Regions from separate parts of the Mus musculus genome. Here regions 1 and 2 are each linked to region 3. A link is a loop called in an ENCODE intact Hi-C map of the cell type or tissue named here. Cell type or tissue: left cerebral cortex. All regions are shown on one strand. Region 1 overlaps Rcor1 (REST corepressor 1). Region 2 holds the start of Traf3 (TNF receptor-associated factor 3). Region 3 overlaps Traf3 (TNF receptor-associated factor 3).

What was found. A loop is a pair of places that touch in the nucleus more often than their neighbours do. Peaks named below come from ENCODE experiments on the same cell type or tissue, not always from the same donor. Only the 100,000 strongest peaks of a DNase experiment are listed, where the experiment ranks them.
Region 1: a loop joins it to region 3, with 3 times the contacts of the local background. A loop is called at or near these places in 13 of 42 quality-filtered maps.
Region 2: it touches region 3 in a loop (3-fold over the local background); 5 of 42 quality-filtered maps call a loop at or near these places.

The regions. Positions count from the first base shown.
Region 1 is chr12:111,085,774-111,090,773 of GRCm38, reverse strand. The region is part of intron 3 of Rcor1 (REST corepressor 1); the gene reads right to left. Among named protein-coding and RNA genes, the nearest start is that of Rcor1, 49 kb to the right of the region's middle. In left cerebral cortex, a CTCF peak has its summit at 2,290 (motif pointing left); DNase peaks (open chromatin) are centred at 1,543, 1,900, 2,299 and 2,810; H3K27ac peaks cover 1,200 bases.
Region 2 is chr12:111,163,393-111,168,392 of GRCm38, reverse strand. Traf3 (TNF receptor-associated factor 3) reads right to left here and starts at 2,023. Exons shown (of 12, transcript NM_011632.3): 1 at 1,791-2,023. All of the region lies in intron 2 of 4930595D18Rik (RIKEN cDNA 4930595D18 gene), which reads left to right. In left cerebral cortex, a CTCF peak has its summit at 3,079 (motif pointing left); DNase peaks (open chromatin) are centred at 2,493, 3,086, 3,488, 3,733 and 5 more places; H3K4me3 peaks cover 3,242 bases; H3K27ac peaks cover 3,045 bases.
Region 3 is chr12:111,246,717-111,251,716 of GRCm38, reverse strand. Traf3 (TNF receptor-associated factor 3) reads right to left here. Exons shown (of 12, transcript NM_011632.3): 7 at 3,071-3,151; 8 at 513-587. Among named protein-coding and RNA genes, the nearest start is that of Amn, 22 kb to the left of the region's middle. In left cerebral cortex, CTCF peaks have their summits at 255 (motif pointing right) and 2,467 (motif pointing left); DNase peaks (open chromatin) are centred at 282, 1,347 and 2,483.

The sequences.
Region 1 (5,000 bases), 160 kb after region 3:
GTCCCGAGTTCAATTCCCAGCAACCACATGGTGGCTCACAACCATCTGTAATGGGGTCTGATGCCCTCTTCTGCTGTGTCTGAAGACAGAGACAGAAAAACAACAAAGGTAAGACAGTTTGCTAAGTCAATGATGGTGGTATCTGCCCCCAAAAGTAGAGACAGCACAGGCCAGCTATGTTCATGAAGGGTCAGGATCCAATCCAAGCTCTGCCTCTATTTACTGCGCAAAAAAAGTCAAGACTGACCTTGAACTTGTGGCAATGCTTTTAGTGCTTCGCTATAGCAACTTATAGGTTTCTACTATTTAATAAAAATTTCGGTTACTATCATTTTGGATTTACCTTCAAGACTGTGACCCAAAGGACTGGGCTTTAAAAAATTAAAATGTGGTCTGGCAAGGTGGCTTTGAGGTAAAAAGAAGCACTCATTGCCAGTCCTCACACACACATGAACCCTGGAACAAGGAGAGGGTCAATGCAGCAAGCTTCCCTCTGACCTCTACACCTGCAACAGTGTGAATATACACACCCAAAATTTAAATAATTAAAACTAAAGTGCAGTTGTTCAAGGTAGTGTGCCTAGAGAGCAGCCAAGTTTCCCAAACCAGCCAATGCCAGCTACCATGAAGACAGAGTTGCTCCGCTCTCATGTCCACCAACCTAGCCTTGCCTTGCCTTGCCTTTCCTTTCCTTTCCTTTCCTTTCCTTTCCTTTCCTTTCCTTTCCTTTTTCATCTATTTGTTTGTGACAGTGTCTCTCTACGTAGCCCTGGATGTCCTAGAACTTGCTATGTATGTAGGCCAGGCTCGTCTTAAACCCAGAGACCCCAACTGTAATTTGTTTTGAACACTGAGTGTCCACTGTCCCCAGCAGAGCTCGGTCGCCTAACTGGGAACATCAGCCACGGGCATCCACTCTTCTTGCTTTTCTTGAAATGTTCTTCGGAGTTAGTTACACAAATACTAATTTTGGTAGGCCTCTCTGCTACACTACCTGGTCCTCACTTCTCTGATTTTCTGAGAGAGGTGGACACCTACCCCCCACCCTACTTTGCACAGGACAGCATTTGGTACAAGCGATGAAATGGGAGATATGCATTAGCTAAAAACTCCCTCATGGTTAAAAGCCCTTCCATGAAAATAAACTTTCCGCCTAAGAAAATCAACTCTGCTCTCATAAGAACAAAAGCTTACAGGAGCTTAAAGGAAATGAAATGGCTCAGGAGAAACACAAGTCCCCTGAGGATCTCTCCAGGGGAGAGTCCGTGTCTGTCTCTGTAAGGGGCTGAGGGGTCCTGTGCAGAACCTCTTGGGGACCAAGGCAGGAGGTCCACAGAGGTCACACAGCTTAAGCAGCAGCACAGTGGCTCTGTCCCCAGGGCATCCTGCCCACGCTTGGGAGAGGAGAGGCCTGTCGCTGACTGACTACTCCCACTGACACCCGCCTGCAGGTCAGAAGCCTCAGACTCAGCACTGGGCAGACTCCGTCTGCGCTGACATCACCACCATGGCGCAGTGCAGGGCTGTTTACTTGACAATTATATCCAAACAGGCCTGGAGAACCACCTGATATTAACTCTGATGGTGACAGATCTGCACCACTGTGATCATAAAACAGAGACTGTATTAATCCATGGCTTTTTAGGGTTGCAGTACTCACTCACTATTTGGTGTAGCTTGAACAGAGTAAAATACAGCATGATCAAAGGAATGTGATAGAGGCCAAAGGCAAGTAACAAAATATGCCTTGGCTTGCGCTTTGTTTCTATGTTAATATTTTTAACCCAATGAAACAAAGTCCTTAGAGTAGCAAGAGTTTCAAATTCAATTGCAAAAGAAAGAACAGATGAAAGCTGCTATGGTAACCAATTCACCCTTCCCTCCCCCAGACACTGCAGATTCAGAAACTGTCATCCTGAGTCGGTTACAGAGTAGGAGGCTCAGACCATAAGGCAGGCTGAGGACAAAGCTTATGGTCTTAATGGAGCTTAGAAAAAGACTATAACGGTTTGCAGTGGCACTAGGTACTGCAAAGGAAACACTACAGTAATTTCTGTCATGGCTTAAAATTGAGACTGCCAAACATTTCTAAAGAATGTAATAACAAGATTGGAGATGCTGCTCAGTAGAGCGTTATGCCTGGTGTGCACAAGGTTCTGGGTTCAATCCCCAGAACAATGGAGTATGATAAAAAAAAAAAGACCATGGCATTTCCTTTTATTATTATGAAAGAAGTTATCCCTAAGACTCACATAGAAGCAAAAGGAACATTTACGTACAACAGTTCTGCCACCTGGTGGACAAAGACATTACTACAGCCAACATCTGAACCCTGACTATCTTGAAGGAACAAGAGAAGGCAAGTCAGAAACAAGATAACTATGCTGTTTGTTACTATTCCCACTGCGTGCGTGCCCATTCCCCAGCCACCAGTGAAGACCACCATGGAGAGACAAGAGATGACTGCTCCATCCCAGCGCACAGCGCAGGAGGCTAAGTTCTCTTCAGGTCTTAAGTGTACTTCTCTGTAACTGGATAATTCTGTCCTCTTTTCCAGAACTCACATTTGCATATCAGTGTAAGAGTGAGCAGACCAGGCACACCTTTACCCTCAGCCCTCAGGAGGCAGGTGAGTCTCTATGCGGCCAGTTTGGACGTCACTGTGAATTCCGGACCAGCCAGAGCTACATGGTGAGACCCTGTCTCAAAATAGTCAGACACACACACATCCCTTCAACTCTTCCAGACCTGTCCCTAAGCAGGGAGCTGAACACTCACAGCAACCTTATTAACTGTGTGTACTTGGCTGTGCACGAAATAATTCAAAGACTCAAGATCTGCCTGGCTTTAATAGGGAGGGTGGGGTAGAGGGCGGCATAGACTAAGACAGTGCGTCATCTCTCTATTCTTGAGCAGAATGGAAAGAAAGCAGCCTTGGCTTCTCCTGAGAAACTGCTAGCTGAACTCCTTTGCTCGACTACAGAACAAGGATGAGACTCTTCGTCAGTCCTTCATAGAGTATTAGGAAAACATTTAAGATACACACGTGTAAACAATTATCAAATCAACTCTGTCACAACATTTCTTTTTTGCAGTGCTAGAAATCACACCTGAAGTTCCTTCCATCCATGACAGGCAAGTGCTCTCCTACTGAACACAATCCCTTTTATGTTTCTTTTCTCAGTCCTGAGAAACAAATCTAGGCCTTTCCTATGTTAAATCAATTTTCTGCCTCTAGGCAACACCTTCAGTGCCTAACGTATATTTGTATTTTTGTTTGTTGGCTTTTCGAGACAGGGTTTCTCTGTGTAGCTTTGGCTGACCAGAAACTGAGCTCTATAGACCAGGCTTTTCAGAGTATTGGGATTAAAGGTGTGTACCACCACTGCCAGGCTCCTGATATATTTATTTCATTCATGCCCCAAACTTCCTTTTAATGACTAGAGACTGCCTTACAAATGACTCATTTCAAGGCCACCTTCAACTAGGTCTTAGGCAGGCAGGATAGTGGCAATCGGAAAGCTGTTTCCATCTCTGAATCCCAGTGCCTTGAGTGGTTTACCTGTCTAACCCTGTATTTGTAGGCCTAGCAGTGAAGCAAGCTGTATACTACAGGAAGCTGACCTGCTTCACCCAAGTCACTTCCTCTCTATGCCTGATCCTTCTGGGCATGGGGGACAAAGTTAAGAATATGTTGAAGGGGGCCAAGGGGACTTACAAATCCTACCACTTTCAATGCTGCAACCTTGTGTGAAGCTACTCTTCATTCAGCACAGACACTGTGGACACTGCTGGAGAAACAGGCTCTTCAACAGCTTGCAGCACAGGCTGCAGCAGGATAGTCTATAGTAAATTATCTATTGTATGTATCAGAATCCATCCTCCAACAGACTTCTTAGATCTACTTTATGGCTAGTGCTACTCCCTGTAGCTATTTGGGCCCTTGTGGAATTCTCCTTACAGTTGAAAAGAGAAGTAACTCAAACAATTAATTACAATCGTCTTAAATTACTTATATAGGCAGCCTGCTCTGCAGAAAGAAAGAAGTCCTTCCCTGTGAGGGTTTCAGCATGCTTTAACCTACTCAAGTGCTATTTATAGGAAGGAGACTAGAAAACAACAATTAACAACAAAACCCACAAAACCCATAAGTATTTGAGGATGGAACTTGGTTTAGAGCTAATGTGACGGTATCCACAGAATGCACACACAGGATGTGTGAGCCCCAAAATCTCCCCAAACAAAAACATCCATATGGTAGGCTGAAGGATTATCAATGACTTTTAATAATGAAAATAAACTTGTCTGTAAGTAATGTACTTCCCCCAAACCCATTTGACAGTAACTTTTTACATATTATGGTCTAATCTCTTAAACACTGAGATGTCCTTTATGTAATCATAAAAAAGTATATTAAATTCTTCAACAGTGCTTTATTCTCTGTCCACAATCCAATCTGGCTAGTTATTGCATTATAGTTGACAAATTTAAAGTACATCCCAGTTAATTTCATCCTTACATATGCATTTTTTTTTAAGTGTAAACAGAGAGTCATTATCACACCTAAGAAAAGCAGCAAAACTCCTGGGTAAGAGCAACGGATGTTACACCCGCTAGGCTGTCTACAGTACGTAATCCAAATCCAGCGGTAACGCAGAGGATCATGAGCAAATCCCTCTATCCTCTTCTGGTAGCAACAGTAAACTAGTCTCACCACTTTAGAAAATTATTTGGCACTGACTTTTAGCTGAGCAGATGAGACACAAAAATAGGTCAAAGAATGTTTCTGTAGTAATGTTTGTTGTAAAAACTTAAAGCAACTCCCCTCTGTTGACAGGAAGGACAAGCAAATTCTATCGAGGCAGCCGAGAAGCAAATGTAGAGGGTGGATTGGGGGGACACACTGACAGGCAAAAGCAGCCCAGCATGGAAGACAGCTTCAGGCACTCCATTTTAGCCCAGCTCTTCATACAGCACGTATTAGGGACCAGGAGTAGGTA
Region 2 (5,000 bases), 83 kb after region 3:
TCCTAGCAAAAGTGTTTAGAGAGAAATCTCAGACACAGGGAGAGCAAGCATCCGTTCCTAGATCCCAGGTAAATGAAGGACTTTCTTCAAAGCACCAGCAAGAGCAGCAGAAACAGACTGCTGCTACTGCCTGTTTCCAACGGAATGTCTCTGCAGCCTCCTCACTGAGGCCATCTTATTAATTCCAAAAAGAATGGATAGCATCCAAAAAAAAAAAAATTGGTTTTCTTTTCCCTCACAGAAAAATTCACATGAATGTCTTGTTTAAAAAATGCTGGAATTCTCCCTGGCCAGATTTTTGATTCCCCGACTTCTGCATTGTGACAGCTGGAACAGATGGTGTCTGGGTGAGACACCTTACATCTTAAACCTTGTCCCTGATAAGGTCTGATTTCAAACAGTGAGGCTGGACCCCAAGGTCTGCCAGGATGTATCACCAGACCCTACACACAGGGTTTTCTGACTCCTGTGATAAATTTCCCAGTTTTCAATTTGCTCTGGCCAAAGAATTTTCACCTTCAGACTAGTTCTTAATATATAAGATGTCACAATATGGCGAAAAGGGAAACATTTCCTCTCCTTTAAGTAAAGGATGGCTGTACACTATTTTGCTAAACACCCTACAATGATGCAGTATTTTCAACAGGCCATTTTCCAAGATCTGAAAAACACCAGAAGGTTTTAAGAGCTGACTGAGGGTTCCCCTGAACAATTTCTACATATAAGCATTTTACACACAATACAAAACAGCATTTCTAAAGATTTCACTTGTGTATCTAGTCACAGAAATGCTACCAAAAAAAAAAAAATTATGGCTCCTCTTCAGTTGTATGCTGTGAATGTAAATTAAGATGACAATACAACACTCGATAAACCCTTTAAGACTCCACAAAAAAAGAGCATACTTACAAATGTGTGTACGTAACACACACACACACCCTTCTATTTCATTCTCAAAACTGAGTCAAAGCTCAGTACAAAAGCCGTGAAAATAAAATCAGTTCCTTCAACCGATCATTAATCTGAATGCTTCTTCGATTTCAGAGCACGTCCACAACACTTCACCCATTTGCATGTTGTTGCCGTTTTAAATTAAAGGTAAAGAATTGTCCACGCAGAATTCTCTCTAAAGGTCTAATCCTGATACCCGGGTCCCCAACCGGTGGTGATGACAGTGTAGAAACGTGGCGAAACGTACATGAGCCATAGCCTGGCGCCTCCAAAACCTGCAAGCCCCGCGGCAAGGATCGTTTTAATGGCTCGCCCGTGGGGAGCCCACTCTGACCTTTGGTGTTAATCGAAGGTGGAAGGTGTGCATTCGGCCCCAGCTGGATCCCAGAACCGCCTGCCTTCCAGCCTCTCTGCAGCTCTCCGACTATGAATCAGTCATTCATCTGCAGAGCAATGACTCAGTATAAACTTTTAAATAATGGCTCAAAAACCCACCTCCACCAGCCAGGGCGAGCACGCTCATCTATGCGGGCACCCTGTCTCCGCCGCTCCGCACCGCGCCAAAGCCCCGGGCCTCGGAGATGCTGACGGCTCGGCACCCCTCGGGGCGGGCACCCAGGGCTCGAGGCCTGCCTGCCCCGTCTGCCCGGAGCGCCGGCGCCTCGGGCCCGGAGCTGGCCGCACACACAAAGTTTCCAAAGTTGGGGCGGCGGGCGGGCCGCACCGCAGACGGTGAGGCGGCCGGGCCTGGCAGCGAAGGACCCGCCGGGCCCGGGGCCGCCGCCGGGATGGAGCCGCCCGCCGCCCCGCCGCCCGCCGCCCCCGGCCCGCGACCTTACCCCGAGGCCCGCCCGTTCGGCCGGCTCAGGGGCGCCGCGCGCATCCTCCGCCGCCTTCTGCAGCGTCCAGCTCCCCGGGCAGCCCCATGTCGGGGGGCGGGGAAGGGCCGGCGGCCGCCGCCGCCGCCGCCGGCTGGAAAGTCCCTGCTGGGCTGCAACCCGGCTCGCGCACGCGGCGGCCGCCGGCCGCGCCGCCTCACGCACCCTCGCGCTGGCACTTCCTCTCGCGCGCTGGAAATCCCCGCGGGCCGCCTGGGCGCGCGCCCCAGCGCGCCCGCCCCCGCCGCCCGCGCGCGCCTCCCCGCCCCCCCCCTCATCCCCTTCGGCTGGCGCGCGCCCGCGCCCGTTGCTAGGGACCCTCGGCCCCGCGCTCGCCGCCGGCCTTAGCAACGGCGGCGCGCGCCCCAGGCCCTCAGGGCCCTGGCCCCTCCGCGCGCGCGCGCGCGCCCTCGCGCCCCGCCCGCGTCCCGGTCTTTCCGGGTCAAAAAGCCAGTCGAGCGGAGGGGAAGCAAGGAAGGTTCCTCGCCTTGCCACCTCGACGGGCGGCCCAACAGTCTCGCCTACTCGGGCACTCAGGTCCTTGCACCTGTAGAAGACACTCACTCGCGGGCGCCCATTGACACGCGTGCAGAGTTCGTTCCTAGTGTCTCCTGTCCAAGAACACACATCTTCACCGACAGAGTTCACAGGCAGGCGGGCAGGTCTCACAGTCCACATTAGCACACAGCCATGCCACCCTCACACATGCCCCTCGTATGCTCACAGGCGGGTCTGGTACCATCTGACCCAGCTCTAGGGGTTTAGCAGAGTCCTCCTCGGCTCCCTACATACCCACCCGAAGTGGATCTGCCCTGTGTGGACAGGGTGGCCAATTTGTCCTGGGTACTTCTCTAAGCCAGGGACACCCATTTCTCCAGCAGCTTCATCTTGCTGTCTCATGGTCACAGGGCCCCACCAGATGTCCCTACTGCCATGGCAAGATGGGAGCAAATGGGGGTCTATCCTTACAAAGTTCAGACACTTGAGCAAAGAGGCCATGATTGTTTCCAAGTCATCTGGAAGCTCACACATCCCTTCTCAATAAAGTTTGTCGGATCCTAGGCTGGAACGGAGACCAGTGTGACCAGGCTGCGCAGGAAGTCCAGCATCTTCTGTCCAGCTTACCTCATGGAATGTTCTAGAAGCCTGGATAGTCTGACAGGACATCTCTGAATGCAGTAGCCCAACAGGTGCCTGTTCGAGAGCCCACATAGGCCTTGCTAGCCAGGCTCAGCTAGGCCAGTGGCGCCCTCATCTGGGCCACAGGCCACAGTTCTGAGTTCAGAGTCAGGTCAGATCCAGGGTTCCCCAAGGCAACAGTGCTAGAACGACAGTCCCATCTATGAGGACCCTGGAGCTCACTATTAGCCCCTTTCCCCTCGTGGGTGTCTTTAATGGCCCGGAATGCTCAGAGTGCCCCTGCCTTCTTTAACCGTGTTCTCAGACCTCTACTGTTCGACCCCAGCCCTGTCCAGGGCACCTTTCTCACACGCCTTTCACGGCACAAGGAAAACTGCCCAAATCCAGAAAGGCTTCCTTCTCTAGGCTGCACTATTTGGACTCTTTTCAAATAAGCCACCAGGCAGAAGGTACAAAGACCTGTGCGTGGGGCTTCCTATGGCTGCGTGGCTCCTTTTATTCTCTGCCAAAGCACTAGTAAGCCTTCTTCAGAATGAGTGGGTAGAGTCCAGCCGCGTGGAGCTCTCTACGGGTGAGACCAGCTGCTGCTCCCCCACCCCGAGCCCTTCTTCTCCCATTTAGCAGCTCCAGACCCCCTGTTTTGGGGAAACACAGAGGGCAGCATAAAGAAGTTTGCCCCATCAGAGCCAGGGCTTTGGGGGCGGGTTTCTGGCCACCGCAGCGCCAGTTGCTGGGCAGAAGTGATGAGCAGTACGGAGAACCAATCAGAGGGCTCTGCTCTGGGCATTTCAAAAGCAAAGCTGGCTGTTCCCTATGGCAACGCTGAACAACACGCCGACACTGTTTCTGGACAAAGAAATTTCTCTCAGGAATTTATGTGGCCTCTCATGCTCAGTTTGCTGCATTTTAGGATGCATGCAGGTCTCGTGATGACTCACCGAAATGCAACTGTCCAGAAAGCCGCTCCCATCTGTTGTGCTAAGAGGAAAAGTATTCGTCGCATGGTGTCGGGGGCTTCAGGCCTGTGAACAGGTGTCATCAGGCCCCTCCCAGTGCCTCAAATGACAGCTCCAGGAGCAGAAGCCACCTGCCCCTGCAGGGCAGATGTGTGCTGAAGTGAGCTGACATTTCGCTCACTAAAACATTAAATACTAGCAAAGGAGAGACACACAGCAAAATTATAGTTTCAGTAAGACTTCTCAGCAAGTAGCTTTCAAACCTGTTGAATATGTGATACACACCCACATATTCATCAATACTTAATCCCAAACATGTAATGTGCTCTGATTATTCTGGTCTACTTGTTAATGTTTAAATGATTTTAGTTACTTATGTATCCAGTGTGTGTGTGTGTGTGTGTGTGTGTGTGTGTGTACACTGTGCATATGGGAACACACATCATGATTAAGTGTGGCGGTCAGAGGACAAAAGTCAGTTACCTCCCTCTGCCTTGTGGGTCACTGGGATCAAACTCAGATTGCCCGGCTTCACAGCAAGCATCCACACCTACTGAGCCAGCTTGCTGGCCCTATCTAGCTATTAATTTTAATACAGGGTTCCACTATGTAGACCAAGAGAGCCTCAAACTTGAAATTCTCACCTTCCCAAATGCTAGGATTACAGGCAAATTCCACTGCTCCCTAGCAAGCTTGGGTCTCTCTGGAGTTCTCTCTCTCTCTCTCTCTCTCTCTCTCTCTCTCTCTGTCTTCTGTAACCAAGGCTGGCCTCACGCTCACTATGTAGCTTCTATTACTTATTTTTATTATACTTTTAGTTATTTTTATTTGAGGTGGGGCACACTTGTGGAAGTTAAAGAACAATTCACAAGAGTCTATCCTTTTCTTCTACCATGTAAGACCTGGCAATCAAATTCAAGTCAAAAGGATCGGAATCGAGTGCCTTCACCACTAAGCCAGCTCAGCTCCCAATTTTATTTTTATCTATTTTTATTTTTATTTTTTAAATGCTGATCATGATGTCTAAACTTACTGGAGATTCGTGGCCACAAGTCCAATACAACATCTTTTGACT
Region 3 (5,000 bases):
AAAAAATAGAAAACCAGATACAGGTTTGTGAGGATAACGCCATTTCCCGAGAAGCAGGCTTTCTGCAGACTTGCTCAGTCAAATCCACCCCTGGCAGGGGTCAGGGTCAGCACACACGTGTAAGCAAAGCATTATGGACACCCATGTGTGATTCTCTTTCACTAAGGTCTGACAAATGATGTCAAAGCTCCATCTAGTTTACAGTCACTGATACTTGGTAATGATACAGTTAAAGCAGCCACAGACTCCAGCAGGTGTCACTGCGCTGGTTCTTACTGTCGCAGGCGCTGTCAGCAGGGCACCCACGCTGTTCGCCTGAGTCTTAGAACACCCTGGCCTGACAAGTGAGCCCCGCACCAGCTGCACGCATGTGGCCTTTTGCACTCATGCAGCAGGTGTTATGATTTCATGAGGAAGACTAAAAGAGCGAGAACTCAAATGCTGAAATATTATGAGAACTTGCTTCAATGGCAGATGTCAGTAACTGGGAAGGACAAATGTTGGATACTGACCTGAAAAACGCAGCCATAGCGCTTAAAACTACAGGTGCTGGGGGCATTGACACACTCGGACAAGTGTGCACTCAACTGCAACGGGAAAAAGACATGAGTTGTGACACAAACGTTTGCATGAAAATGTTCAAACATATCAGGGCACAGAGAGCATCCAGGCTGTGCTGTCAAGAAGGCTGTTTATCAGCTACAGGTGTGTACACGTCATCTGCTCGCTGGACTTCAGGCAGTAAAATACAGTTTTATCACAAGTAAGCACGTATACACACCAATATACATAAATACATTTACTGCAACAGTTCTTAAACTTCCAATTTTCATAGAATGAATTATTCAAACTGTGACATGCCGTCTGAAGTGCCAGAGTTAAAAAAGGGAAAAAAGAAAAAGAGAAAAACAGAATGCACATTTAAAGACTATTAACAAAAACTGTATGAAACACAAAAAAATCAGAAAGCATTTGGGATACAACTGAGTCACACACCTACTATACAGTACACAAAAATAAACCCATTTCCAAAGCAAGCTCACATACAGACGCTAGTAATCCTTGAGCTGGCTGGAGGGCGTCTCTTTTCATTGAGGAGCCTTTTTCCTGCATATTCAAAAGCTCACAAGCACTTCAGAGACTTCTGTAGCAAGTCTAACAACAGGAATCTTATGCTGTCTCAACTGACAGAGGGAAAATCAGGAGTGCCTAGAAAAATCTAAGCTATCTTGAGAGAAAACCGCTTCTTATTTAGTTCCAGGATGCCCCAAGCAAGCGACAAGGGAACTGAAAAGACACATCCTAAAGACACACTGTGTCCGCCTGGGCTTGTGTCGCTGTGGGTGGAATGCACTTCTCGAGCCTGATGCTTCTCACAGCTCAGACTGCATCATCTGTGCAGATGTGGGAGGGTACGGGTTTGTAGTTTAGGAATCTTGCTCAGTCTACCAGAACCAGGGCGGTTGTTCTCTCTGCTTGGTGTTTAGGAATGAGGCAGACAGGGACCCATTTCCCCTCTGCTCACTGACCCTTCTACACAGCTGAGGAGAAAGGCGACCTGGAAAAGGGTCCTGAGGCCCCACCATAACCAGCCATATGGCAACGTTATCAAGGCAGTTGTATAGATCAGCATCCCAGCATCCTCGTCAGTTTCCCTGAATCCAGCCAGGATGCCCTGGGCTGGACTTGCAGGAAGCACCCAGAGGCCCCACAGGCAGGTCAGCACAGACTCCTGGTCACAGTTGGTTTAAACCTTTAGAGTTTAACAGTCTCTCAGGGCCACTGTTACAATTTCAGACATGACCAGCTAAGACTTCTAATGCTAAACCAGGTCACACTGCTCTGACATGCATTTCCACAGTAAACTCACTGCCTTACCCTTTCCTAACCTGGCTTTATTATCAGTGGATTGGGAGCCCTAGAGAGCATACAGAAGCTTCAGAACAGAGCACATCAGTGCACAGCTCAACAGCTGTCTCCTTTCACTAAAACCAAGAAACATGCAGTCTAAAATTTCATTTTCAAATAAAAGTAACTTGGAGGCAAATTTTCATCTTATTTAGGAGCTCTGAGCAGACAGAAGTGAAGTAAGGGTTATAAGTTCTGGGAGTCACCTCAGGAGTTAGACCTGCACCTGCAGAAGGATCTCCTACTGTCCCAGGAGGGTCATTCACTTGTTCCCCCTCAGGGCCACCCTGGGGCACATTGGAGTCCTGTCCTGGGAGACTGTACCTAAGACAGCAGGGTCCTCACTGTCTCCTCCTAGATGGGGCCCACACTGGCCCTTCTGTTCCATACGAAACATCTCAGGCTCCCTTCCTGTAACTGCCCTGGAGGATGCCCAGGCTGCTAGAGAAGACTCGAGTGACCAGGCTCCAAAGATCAGAGCAACCATGGGGTTCAACCACGTAGTGGCTCACAACCATCTGTAATGGGATCCAATGATGCCCTCTTCTGGTGGGTCTGAAGACAGCTACAGGGAACTCATTTAAATAAGATATATAAATCTTAAAAAAAAAAGTTGGGAATCCCTGGAATTTCTCACATGAATCCATCCATATAGACAGATCAAATGAGAGCAATGATAAACATCTACCCTTTTACAGGAGTCCCTGGGCAGGCTGCAGTGTGTAGTCACTGGGGCTCCTCACATGTGCCCTTAAGGATGCTCACACACAGACACCTACGCTCAGCACCTCTTTTCCACCTAGCCTGCCTGCCCGCCCTGGAGGTCAAAATTGTCCTAGAAGGTCTGAATACATTCTTCTGAGACAATATTATTGAAATCCATTATTTTGTAGATTTAAAAACAGTGCTTCAGAAACCCCTGAGAGTACCACCTTCCATGTGTAGATAAAGTATTCACATCTTTCTAATTCTTAGGATTTTCAACCCTGAACCTTTTGTAGCTTTTTGTTCGTCTGACTTCCACAGACTCCCTGTCAGTTTTGTCTGCCCTGGTACACACATTACCACAGTCAATCACGAAGTCTCTAGATGCCCGTAACTCAGAAGAATGGAGCCTATAGCACACGGGACCACTGTCACAGTGCTCCTGATTGGGCCTTACCTCACTCCTTAGAAGAGTCTGAACGCTGCACTTGTGAGGGCAGGATACCACCACACAGGGACAATCTGTGTCTTCATGTTTCTACAAAGAAAAAGGGAATATGGCAACTCTGGAACACCAAAGCCCGTCCTGGTGGCTGCCCGTCAGCTCTCCCACATGGAGACAAAGGAAGCCTGTCCAGAGCATGAGAGTCAGGAGCCTTGAGACGTCAGGGCACGACCTACTCACAAGGAACTAGTAAACAATGCTGCTGGTGGCATCTGACCACAGATCAAGGGCGTATGGACAATTTGGGGTTGGTCAAATGCCCATGTTCAATGTGGAGTCTGAACAAGACACCCCTTTAACACGAGGAAATGGCACAGTTTCTTGGATTCTGTCCTGAAATCTTATCAAGATTATCTTTAGTACACAAGTATGGATACAGTTTGGTCTAGGCCTACTGCATTGGTGTGATTCTTAGCTCTGTAGAAGACAGACAGGGACTGGTAATCTCAATGCCAGGGGCACCTGGCAATGTACAGTCCCTGGGGCTCCACAGACAAAGCAAGGGCAAGAGCCCTGTCCAGGACCCAAGAAAGCGGCAGGAGACCCACAATGGAGGCAAAGACAGGAGTGCAGCACAGCAGCATCGCTGGTGCGGGGCGTTCAGCAGTCCTCCCTCCAGGGCCCCGGGGCCCTTTCAAGTCTCAGCAGGTTGTCTAGTTCCTGGGGCCTTCAGTGACATTTGTCTTCAGGTGTATAAATGGACGATGACACTTGCTCCAGCCTCAGTCTAACGAGGCAGGTACAAAGCCAAGACAGTGGCCACACAAGGGAAGTGTTTAACAGAGAGCACTGACCTGTGAGGGTACCAGGCTCAATCTCATTGAAATCTTGAAGGCCTGGGCTTTCTAGGTATGCAGCCTGCATCTGCAGAGCAGGTCTCAGAGTCTCCAAGAGTACCTGGTGAGCAAGTCCACCACCATTCTCTACTGACTGGACAGGGAGAGCCTAATCATAGGCCTCTCTCAGGGGACAGCCTGCACCAGGACCCCATCATGGGGGGTTTAACATGGATCCAGAGTTTCTAAGTACCACAAAGTCAAGGCATTCTGTATGTTTCAGTGGAAAAACCCTAGTAATGTGCCTTGCTTCTCTGATACCTACCACATCTGTAAACCAAGTGTGAGCAGACCACCCTCCCAAGAGCCAAGGCCACAAGGCCACAGAGCAGCATGGGACTCTGAAACATGGCAGAGGCATCACAGGGACTCTGCCGGCTCCTGGAACCCACACTCACCCACCCTCGTTCTCTGGCTGGACACTCGCCTGTTGACTCATCAACATCGGCAGAGTAGAAGGAGAAGCCCAGGATGGCACTGGAGGAGATAAGGTGAGCAGGGCGGGGAGGGGAGGGTAGGGTAGGACAGGCTAGGAGGTCAACGCCAGTATCTTCATATGTACTTCTGCACACATGAGAGTATCCGGAAGAAGGTTTTAAGAGCATCAAAGGATGCACATCTTTAAGATAGATTTTGATGAATTGTTGCCAAATTTCCCTCCAATAACCTGACCCCAGTCTGGAATCCCATTATCGCCAGAAAGCATAGTCCTGCATTTTATCAATTCTACCACACTCTCTAATCTAGGACAGCCTAATGGGAAGATACAATGTGGGATCCTGCAGCTCAGAGATTGTGAATTACCAATCATGAACATTTCTTTTCACTGAACTGCCTGCCCAGGGCTTCTACCTAGGAAAGTGATTGCTAGTGTCCTCCCAGAACACTGTCCATGCCCATTCAGAACATCTGCATGGACCTACCAGGCCTGGGTCTTTGTAGCTGTCGTGAATTAAGACAAGGCCCTATGTCTCATGACTGGCATTCTTAGAGAGGCAAGGACTTGGGCTCCCACCACTTAGTCACCTAAACACAGAGCGAGAGTA